Regions from separate parts of the Homo sapiens genome. Here region 1 is linked to region 2. Evidence: read pairs that join two places in POLR2A ChIA-PET (ENCODE). Cell type or tissue: GM12878. All regions are shown on one strand. Region 1 overlaps CYSTM1 (cysteine rich transmembrane module containing 1). Region 2 overlaps ANKHD1-EIF4EBP3 (ANKHD1-EIF4EBP3 readthrough).

Evidence for each region. Peaks named below come from ENCODE experiments on the same cell type or tissue, not always from the same donor. Only the 100,000 strongest peaks of a DNase experiment are listed, where the experiment ranks them.
Region 1: POLR2A ChIA-PET joins it to region 2 with 7 read pairs; 2 of 35 experiments call an interaction of 5 or more read pairs at or near these places.

Annotation. Positions count from the first base shown.
Region 1 is chr5:140,217,427-140,222,426 of GRCh38, forward strand. All of the region lies in intron 2 of CYSTM1 (cysteine rich transmembrane module containing 1), which reads left to right. Among named protein-coding and RNA genes, the nearest start is that of CYSTM1, 45 kb to the left of the region's middle. In GM12878, no CTCF peak of the experiment used is centred here; DNase peaks (open chromatin) are centred at 2,715 and 4,343; H3K27ac peaks cover 778 bases.
Region 2 is chr5:140,531,734-140,536,733 of GRCh38, forward strand. It overlaps ANKHD1-EIF4EBP3 (ANKHD1-EIF4EBP3 readthrough), which reads left to right. Exons shown (of 36, transcript NM_020690.6): 30 at 3,629-3,805. It overlaps ANKHD1 (ankyrin repeat and KH domain containing 1), which reads left to right. Exons shown (of 34, transcript NM_017747.3): 30 at 3,629-3,805. Among named protein-coding and RNA genes, the nearest start is that of EIF4EBP3, 13 kb to the right of the region's middle. RefSeq lists an enhancer at 1,827-1,886. In GM12878, no CTCF peak of the experiment used is centred here; a DNase peak (open chromatin) is centred at 2,278; H3K4me3 peaks cover 1,472 bases; H3K27ac peaks cover 1,988 bases.

The sequences.
Region 1 (5,000 bases), 310 kb before region 2:
CTGTGAAAAAGGTGTATCCTGTGGCTACTAGGCCCACTCTCCCTGGCCTAGCTGGACTCAGGACCCTAAGCTCCCTCTGCTTGCTTGATTCTCTTCCAAGATCTTCTCCAGGCAGATTATTCCCTTTGGAATAAAGTGATGGCCCTGATATCAAGGACTACCCTCAGCCCCTTTCTAGAAAATTCAGAGTACGCCAAGATCTCTTCTGAAGGGGTTGACCTGACAGAAGTGGAGTGACTCCCTTTCTTAAGAACTTGAGAGCAGTTGGGTCTCATATTTTTCCTTATCAGTGCTTTGCAGTTGCTTCAGAGTGTCACCAGCTAAGCCCATATCTGCAGTTTCTTAATAAGACAGGCTTTTCCAACTGAGGTAAGGAGTACAAGACAGGTTATTTGTCCATCCACTCATTCATTTAGTGTGCCAGGCCTACTGAGTGCCCTGTGGTAGGCTGTGAGCATACAGTGATAAGTGGCATTGCAGTCCTCAACATTTTCATCCAGATAAAATTAGGAGCTGAGGGTCCCCAGAGTTTATCTTGGAGGTCAAAAGGAATTGCTAAATAGGACCATTTCCATTTCCCTGTTCAATCATGGGAGAAAAGTGGTGACTGTGAGAGTTGGTAGAAAGGTTCTTGGTGATAGCCCGCTCCAGCTAGCCGATATGGTCGGTGTGGTAATAAGGATGGCTGTGGTTGTGAATATCATTAGGAGGCAGTACCCCTGGCCCTCCTGGATTATCACTTTAGAGCCTAGCATCCACAGGGAGTTGGACTAAGGCAGTACCTTAGATAAACAGACATCTCTTTTTTTTCCCATTTCCATGTCTCTTGTTCATTTTTCAAAAAGACTCCAGTTCATTGTGTAAAATGCAACTGTCTGTAGGGTGTACCAGTTCTATGCAATGCCCATGTTGCTTCCAGGTGTCTTAGCGATTGGGAAGCCCTGCCTTCTGTCCTTCAGGTCTCTGTCTTGGGAGCAATAGTAGCAGCTAGAGTATACAGAATACCCGCTGTATACTAGGCACTGGCCTATGTGGATTAACTCATCAAGTTCTTGAAGAACCCAATAAGGGAATAGGTACTAATCTCATCCCTATTTTACAGGTAAGGAAACTAAAGCTGGAAGAGGCTGTCACACCCTCAAAGTGGCACTGAGGTTGGACCCTAGGGTGTCCCAACTGTAGCACTGCCTTTCTTTGCTTTTGCCCTATGTTCCTTGGTGGGCTGCCAGGCCCAAGGGATTTGGTCTGCTTGTGCTGTGATATGGACAGATGATGACAGCAGCATTGCAAACATACTATCCAGGAGGGTGGTACCCTAAGTCAAGTGTGCTATATACGGGGCTTTTGGAGTTTGCTGAGAGTCCTTCTGCTCTATCTCTTAGTTCTCCAAATTGGTAGTGCTGTAAATAAAATCACCGCTTTGGCAGCTGAACTCTACCGGATGGGGTGAAATCAGATGCCCTCTGGCCCTCCCAGCATATTTTTGGAGGGTCCCTACATACCTGCTCCATCTACAAGGCCAACCTTACTTAGTTTTCCACCTTACAGTTTTCATGGCAAGAGGCTGGTCATGATTGTGGAGACTTTTTAAATCTGGCTTCAGTGACAAGCTGGCCAAGCCTGATAGAGTTCACCATGGAAGGGAGTTGTTTCCCTAAACTCTGGCCCTGTCTTCCAGGGCCAGAGTCCTAGTTACAGTCGTACAAGCCAGGCCACCACTTCTGTCTCCTTTTCTCTGCTGGTGAAGTCTCTAGCCTCACATTTGCCAAATAATCACATCTCAGTGGGTAAAGTGGGGATTTTCAGGACCATTTGCCCTTGATTCTAGGTGGATGTCAGCTTGTGTTACAAAACAGTGTTACGAAACAGCAGGAATTGCGGTGGATAATTTGGCATAGCCCAGGCACCCTGCACAGTTCTTTGCAAATCTACAAGGAATGGCCTTTGTTTCTCTGAAATCGTGGGCAGTGTGCTGCAGGTAGTAGAGGGGAGGGGTGGGAGACAGTCCTTACAAGTGAGGGTTGCCCCCGAATCACCTTCTCACCACATTCATTGAGAATGGTCATCCTGTCCCATCCCTGACCTTGGAACTCACTGTGTACCAGCCTCTAAACTGAGGTGCGTTCAGGAGAAAACACTACTGTTTTTACTGTCATAAAATTAAGCCTGGCAGTAGAAAAAGAAAACAACCTGCGGTGCTTTGCATAAATATATCTCCTGGAGCTGTTAATCAGTAACACAGGAATCTGGTACCTTTTGAAGCCAGTTATGGTCTGTATACCTAAGATAAAACACGTTTTATGTTCATTAAAAATGATATGGCAGTGTTTACCTTCTTAGAAAATGCAGCAAGTACTATTTGAATGAGACTCCTGGGCCAGCACTCAATGTGAATCAGGCTAACATTGACGATAACAGAGTAGTCTGTGCCTGCCTGTGCCTGGACACTAATTGGAAAAACCCAACAGCTACCTCCTTGGTGATCTCTGCCCATTTGGGCAAGTTCCAAAGAGCCAGCTCCACTCAAAGTAACTTCTCTCTTTTTTTTTTCTGTAACCCAGTGCCTGAAAACCAGGAGGAAATCATTTCCCTGATTTCTGTTTAGCCTTCTAAAATCATGGCAGTAGTTGTCTTATATTCAAGGGCCACTGACATTGGGGGTTTTTGGTTTCTAAGTCATTTCCTATCTCTGTTTCACTCTTACCTTTTCTCTCCTTGCTTTATTTCTATGCTTCCCTGGTTTCAAGCATCATTCTTGCTGCTCAGCAGGGTATGAAATAACAGTTCATGCATTAATCACCCTAACCACGGTTCCATCCTGAGGGCAAGGGACTGTCAGGCCATGGTGGCCCTATCAGTCAGAAGCCAGGGCTATTAGGGCTGGCTGTGGCAGCCAGGGCCCATCTAAGATGATGCCCATTTCTTGGTGAGCCACTCACTAGCCATCGTTTATTGAATTTTCTTCTAGCAGTGCAAGAAGAGAGAAATGAGGAGAGGGCGGTAATAAGATTAACATTCCTCTCACCTTAACTCATTGAAAGGATCTGTCATGATTTTGTTCCAATTGTGTTTATAATTGGTCTTGCCCAGTTTGGCATGTGGCTGTGAGCTTCCTGAGATGGGTCTTTGTCTTCTTTTCAAGTGGTCTGTGAGCTGCCTGAGTCAGGGATGATGTCTCTTGTTTCTGGACTCCTCTGCAGGGTTGGCTGTGTCAGGAAAATGCAAAGTGAGCATGTGAGGTGGGAAGGAGACTGAGCTAAGTGTCAGCAACAGCAGCTTCTTTCTCCTTCAGCACATTTGCTGGATGTGAGATATAGTTGGAGCAGTCTAGAAGAGTCTTCAAGCAGGAGGGCAGGTGGGCACACAGGCAGGCAGAGTGGACTTACTGTTTTGTGACCATGAGGTGTCTCTGGCTGGCTGGAGTCCAGGCTGGCTCCAGGGGCCTGCAGGATTGATTCATGCTACCAAACCAAAGAGAACTGAAGCTGCTGCTGGGACAGAACATCCTGAGCCACCAACGTACAGAGTTTTGCCTGCTGTGAAGCTCAGCTCTGGTGTCTTTTTCCCCAAGTGTTGAAGTGTCCTGGAATTCTCATGTATAAACAGAGGATTAAAGAATGCAAGTTTCTTAGCTATTTAGGAGGCTGAAGCAGAAGGATCACTTCAGTCTAGGAGTTCGAGGTTACCGTGAGCTATGATTGCACCACTGCACTCCAGACTGGGTGACACAGCAAGACCCTGTCTCTTGAGAAAAGAAAAAAATAATGCAGGTTTTTATGTATGTGATAAAATTCTCATAAAATTTGCCATTTTAACCATTTTTAATGTACAATTCATTGGCATTAAGTACATTCACATTGTTGTGAAACCGTCACCACCACTCATCTCCAAAACTCTTTTCATCTTCCCAAACTGAAACTGTGTCCCTGTTGAACAACAACTCACCATTTTCTCCTACCTCCAGCCCCTAGCAACCACCATTCTACTTTCCATGTCTATGAATTTGACTACACTGAGTACCTCATATAAGTGGAATCATATAGTATTTGTCCTTCTGGACTGGCTTATTTCACTTAGCACAATGTCCTCAAGATTCATCCATGCTGTAGCGTGTGTCAGGATTTCCTTCCTTTTTTAGACTGAATAATATTCATTGCATATTTATACCACATTTCGTTTATCCATTGACACTTGGGTTGCTTCCACCTTTTGACTATGTTTCTAAATACTGCTGCTGCAAACATGGGTGTACAAATATCTGTTCAAGTCCCTACTTTCAATTCATTTGGGTAAGGGTTTAAAGCACAAGGAGCAGGATGTCTTTGAAGATCAGTTTCTGATGAATCACCGTTCTCTGCTGAGCAAAAGTCAGCTTTACTCACCATCTAATTTTAGACTCCAGCATAACTATCACTGGACACTCATAATATCAGACTTCATTTTGATATTTGATAGGCTTTCACAACATTTTATAATTCCAGTTTGATATATCCCCGATATATCCCCTTTCATTGACCACATTTCAGCTGGCCACTTCCTTATGATTGTGGAGGCACCCTTGTCACTTATTGGTGGGCACTGGACTAGGCAGTGCGCCTTACTACCGCCAGCTTGCTCTAGTGGCGTGGGCTCTTAATGACTTTGACCCTTCTCTTTCCTGACCCTAGTTGAGCTGGGCTTTTGGCCTTGTCCCCAGACCTGGCTCTTAGGACTTGAAACCATGAGCCTGCTGATGACTAAGACTGTTGAAGCCACTTGTCTTCCCCTCATGGCAGCTTTGTGCAAGCATGGTATTATCCCCCATGTCTTCCAGTTTTTGTAATCTGCTTTTGTTTCATCCAATTCTTATACAACATTTAGAATTATTGGAATTACATATGTGTAACTTCCTAGGAAAGTATATTTCTGAAATGCCTTGGCACAGGACCGGTTTTTCCCCATACCAGCTAAGGACACACTTGGGTGATAATTGGCTTCCTTGAGCCAGTGTCCATCTGTAT
Region 2 (5,000 bases):
TGATCCCATTATTCTACTCCTAGGGAAGATATATGTCTATAGAAAAACTGGCACACCAATGTTCATAGCAACATTATTCATAATAGCCAAAATGTAGAAACAACCGAACGTTCATTAACTGACAAGCAGATAAACAAAATGTGGTATATCTATAGAATGTAATATTTTGTATTTGGTATAAAAAGAAATAAAGGGCCAGGCGCGGTGGCTCACGCCTATAATCCCAGCACTTTGGGAGGCCGAGGTGGTTGGATCATGAGATCAGAAGTTCGAGACCAGCCTGGCCAACATGGTAAAACCCTGTCTCTACTAAAATACAAAACATTAGCTGGGTGTGGTGGTGCACTCCTGTAGTCCCAGCTACTCAGGAGGCCGAGGCAGGGGAATCACTTGAACACAGGAGGTGGAGGTTGCAGTGAGCTGAGATCGCGCCACTGCACTCCAGCCTGGTGACAGAGCGAGACTCTGTCTTAAAAAAAAAAAAAAAAAAGAAGTACTGATTCATGCTATAACATGGATGAACTTTGAAAACATTTTACTAAATGAAAGAAGCCAGTCACAAAAGACCAGATATTTATTTTATGATTCCATTTATGTGAAACATCCAGATTAGCAAATCCATAGAGACAGAAAGTAGATTAGTGGTTACCTAGGATGAAGGGGTGATTGGAGGGTGGGTGATAGCTTAGGGGTGCAGAATTTCTTTTTCTTTTTTTTCTTGAGACAGGGCCTCACTCTGTTGCCCAGGCTGGAGTGTAGTGGCGTGATCATGGCTCACTGCAGCCTCAACCTCCTGGGCTTCAAGCAATTATTCTACCTTGGCATCCCAAAGAGATAGGATTGCGGGTGTGAGCCACCATGCCCAGCTTCAGAGTTTCTTTTTAGGATAACAGAAATGTTCTAAAATTGATGTGGTCATGAATGCACAATTCTGTGAATATACAAAAAGCTACTGAATAGTATAACTTTAAATGAGTAAATTGTATGGTTTGTGAATTAAATCTCAGTAAAGCTATTAAAAAGTACATTTATGTGGCATCTACATTTAGGTCCCCAAAATGCACATCATGATCTTTAAAAGCTATCATGATTAGCTGGGCATGGTGGCTCACGCCTGTGCTGGGAGGCTGAGTTGGGTGGATCACTTGAAGTCAGGAGTTCAAGACCAGCCTGGCCAACATGGGGAAACCCCCGTCTCTACCAAACATACCGAATTTAGCCAGGCATGGTGGTGGGTGCCTGTAATCCCAGCTACTCAGTAGGCTGAGGCAGGTGAATCGCTTGAACCTGGGAGGCAGAGGTTTCAGTGAGCTGAGATTGTGCCACTATACTCAGCCTGGGTAATAGAGCAAGACTCTGTCTCCAAAAAAAAAAAAAGCTATCATGATCTTTACAAAAGACTGACAGATTTCACTGTAAAAATATTGACAGTGGCCAGGTGTGGTGGCTCACACCTGTAATTTGAGTACTTTGGAAGGCCAAGTCAGGAGGATCACTTGAACCCAGGAGTTCGAGACCACCCTAGGCAGCATAGTGGGACCCTGTCTTGATAAAAAATAAATTTCAAAGTTAGCTCAGTGTGGGACCGGGCACGGTGGCTCACGCCTGTAATCCCAGCACTTTGGGAGGCCGAGGCGGGCAGATCACGAGGTCAGGAGATCGAGACCATCCTGGTTAACACGGTGAAACCCCATCTCTACTAAAAATATAAAAAAATTAGCCAGGCGTGGTCGCAGGCACCTGTGGTCGCAGCTACTTGGGAGGCTGAGGCAGGAGAATGGCGTGAACCCGGGAGGCGGAGCTTGCAGTGAGCCGAGATCGCGCCACTGGACTCCAGCCTCGGCAACAGAGCGAGACACCCTCTCAAGAAAAATAAATAAATAAAAATAAATTAGCTCAGTGTGGTGGTACACGCTTGTAGTCCCAGCTACTCAGCGGGGCTAGGCAGGAGGATTGCTTGAGCCCAGAGGTCGAGGCTGCAGTGAGCCATGATCACACCACTGCTGCACTCTAGCCTGAGTGAGAGAGCAAGACCCTGTCTCAAAAAAAAAAAAAAAAAAAAAAAACAAGAAGTTATTATAGAAATGATTCATTTCAATAAAAAAAGAAAGAAATGATTCATTTCCTACTTACAGACTTTTTAAAGCCACATTCAGTATTCTCACTACCTCTAGGTTTTGCTAACATCTACTTTGGTTAGCACTAGAAAATTTAATTTTTTTTGTCAGGAAAGCACAGTAATAAATTGCCTACTGTTGCCTACCACAATAATGAAAGTCTGAAATAAGTAGGAAATGCATTAAGTTACCCACATGTCCAGAGTAGGCAAATCTATAGAGACAGAAAGATTAGTGATTGCTTAGAAATGGAAATATGAGGCTGGGTGCCGTGGCTCACACCTGTAACCCCAGCACTTTGGGAGGCCGAGGCGGGTGGATCATGAGGTCAGGAGATCGAGACCATCCTGGCCAACATGGGGAAACCCCGTTTCTACTAAAAATACAAAAAATTAGCCGGGCGTGATGGCAGATGCCTGTAGTCCCAGCTACTTGGGAGGCTGAGGCAGAAGAATGGCATGAACCCGGGAGGCGGAGCTTGCAGTGAGCTGAGATCGTGCCACTGCACTCCAGCCTGGGTGACAGAGCAAGACTCCGTCTCAAAAAAAAAAAAAAAGAAATGGAAATATGAGGGTGAGGACCCAGTGAATGACAGGTAATGAGTATGGAGTTTCTTTTAAGGGAGACAAAAATGTTCTAACATTGATTGTGGTGATGGTTGCACAATCCTGTGAGTATACTAAAATCCAATGAATTATATACTTTAAATGGGTGAATTATATGGTATGTGAATTACATCTCGAAGTCATTTTTTTTAAATGATGGGGAAATCAAAGTCTGAAAATAAGACCTGCTTAAAAGAAATTTTGACAGTCGATGTTGATATTAACTACTTTTTCCTGAAATAATAAACCATAATCCTTTTCCAGACCTTCATCCTCTTTTCCTAATACATTTTCCAGAGAAAGCAATGGAATTTGAGAAGATGGCTAAGTTCAGATTTATACAAACTAGATAGAAACTTTGATAATAGTTTGCAACTGTTGATATTTTCTATCAGATAGAATACTGAAATTATCCTCAGTAGTAGGCTTTTCCTCTTTGTGAGGAAGGAAACATTGGTAGATTTTGTTACTTATCTTCTATAGAAAATGACTATAGTTATACAGATGAAAAGCTGTACTTTGACTACAAAAGGGAATGCAGGAGTTATTGTTGGGTGCTACTTAGTTACAGCATACTCCCATTTCATATCCCCTCCAGTTAAAAGCTTTGAGATTCATCTAGAACATTACTCCAGGTGACTGACACTCTTAAACATTGAGCCCATTTTCCTGTATCTAGTGCTGTTTGGCGATATTCTTCTGGACTGTAAGGAAAAAATGGATTTGGCCATACAGTATCACATAGATGGATTGTTTTTGCTGTGGTCTATGAAAATGAGCCACATGCTATCTTTTATTTATTTGTTTGGTTATTTTTACAGCTTATCTCACTTTGGTGGAAGTCTTCTTGGGCTTTCAATTTTAAAGTTTTAGCTAATTGGATGTCTTGGACCTGTTTTATTTCAGGGTTACCATCCATTGACCCATCAGGCAGCTCCCCATCTTCCTCTTCTGCTCCTCTGGCAAGTTTTTCCGGCATACCAGGAACAAGGGTTTTCCTGCAAGGGCCAGCTCCTGTTGGGACTCCTAGTTTCAACAGACAACATTTTTCTCCCCATCCTTGGACAAGCGCCTCAAACTCATGTAGGAATCCTGGAGGAACTCTTCCCAAAGAGTTTTGAATAAGTTATTAAATCATTTATTTCAGTTACAACACCATGTTGTAACTTTAGTAAACTAAGTGGTATACAGATGCCCAAGGTTTGTTCTGTGGTCATGTGAAAAAATTGTCAGTCATTTTTAGCATAGAAAACTTGAGAATTATTCTTTCAAGCCAAAAATGTTTTACAGTAGAACTTGGATCAAGAAAAGAGGTACTAGGCTGGGTGCAGTGGCTGACACCTGTAATCCCAGCACTTTGGGAGGCCTAGGCAAGAGGATCGCTTGAGCCCAGCAGTTGGAGACCAGCCTGGGCAACAGCAAGACCCTGTCTCTATTAAAAAAAAAAAAAAAAAAAAAAGTACCGCAAGTAGTTTTACAAAAGGACCCTTTGGAAGCAGTGTTGTAAAATTATTTCTTAAATCTGGAAAGAAGTTGAATTTTTGTATATGGTCAGTTTGGTGTGATTTCTCATGTATTTTTACATTTTATGAAACTATTGCCTTTTATAAGTTAAAATATTCCTTTGTTCTATTGATTGATTGATTGATTGATTGAGATAGAGTGTCTCGCTCTGTTGCCCTGGCTGGAGTGCAGTGGCACGATCTTGGTTCACTCCACCTTCTGCCTCCCAGGCTCAAGCGATTCTCCTGCCTCAGCCTTCCGAGCAGCTGGGATTACAGGTGCCTGCCACCACGCCTGGCTAATTTTTATATGTTTAGTAGAGACAGGGTTTCACCATGTTGGCCAGGCTGGTCTCAAACTCCTAACCTTGGGTGGTCCACCTGCCTCAGCCTCCCAAAGTGCTGGGATTACAGGCGTGAGCCACCTGCCTGACCCCTTTGTTCTATTTATTTCAATGTTTAGAACAGATGAAGTATGTGGAATTGAACGGAATTGGATTTTTATTTTATTTTAATGAGCATCATGAGGTAGTCAGTGAGTATTGGCTTTTTTGACAAGGAAAATTACCCAAATCACCCAAGAGTTCCATTAAGAAACAAAGCTGTGAATCAAAATCGTACAATGCTTTGCTAACATTTGACCTTATTTCCTTATAGAAACAAAAAGGGCTGTAGAAAGGGAAAAAAGAAAAGACTAACAAGTATAGAGGGTCACCAGATGTTTTCTAGAAAATATGCTAGGTACTGTGCAAATATTGCCACATTTTAGTTAATTT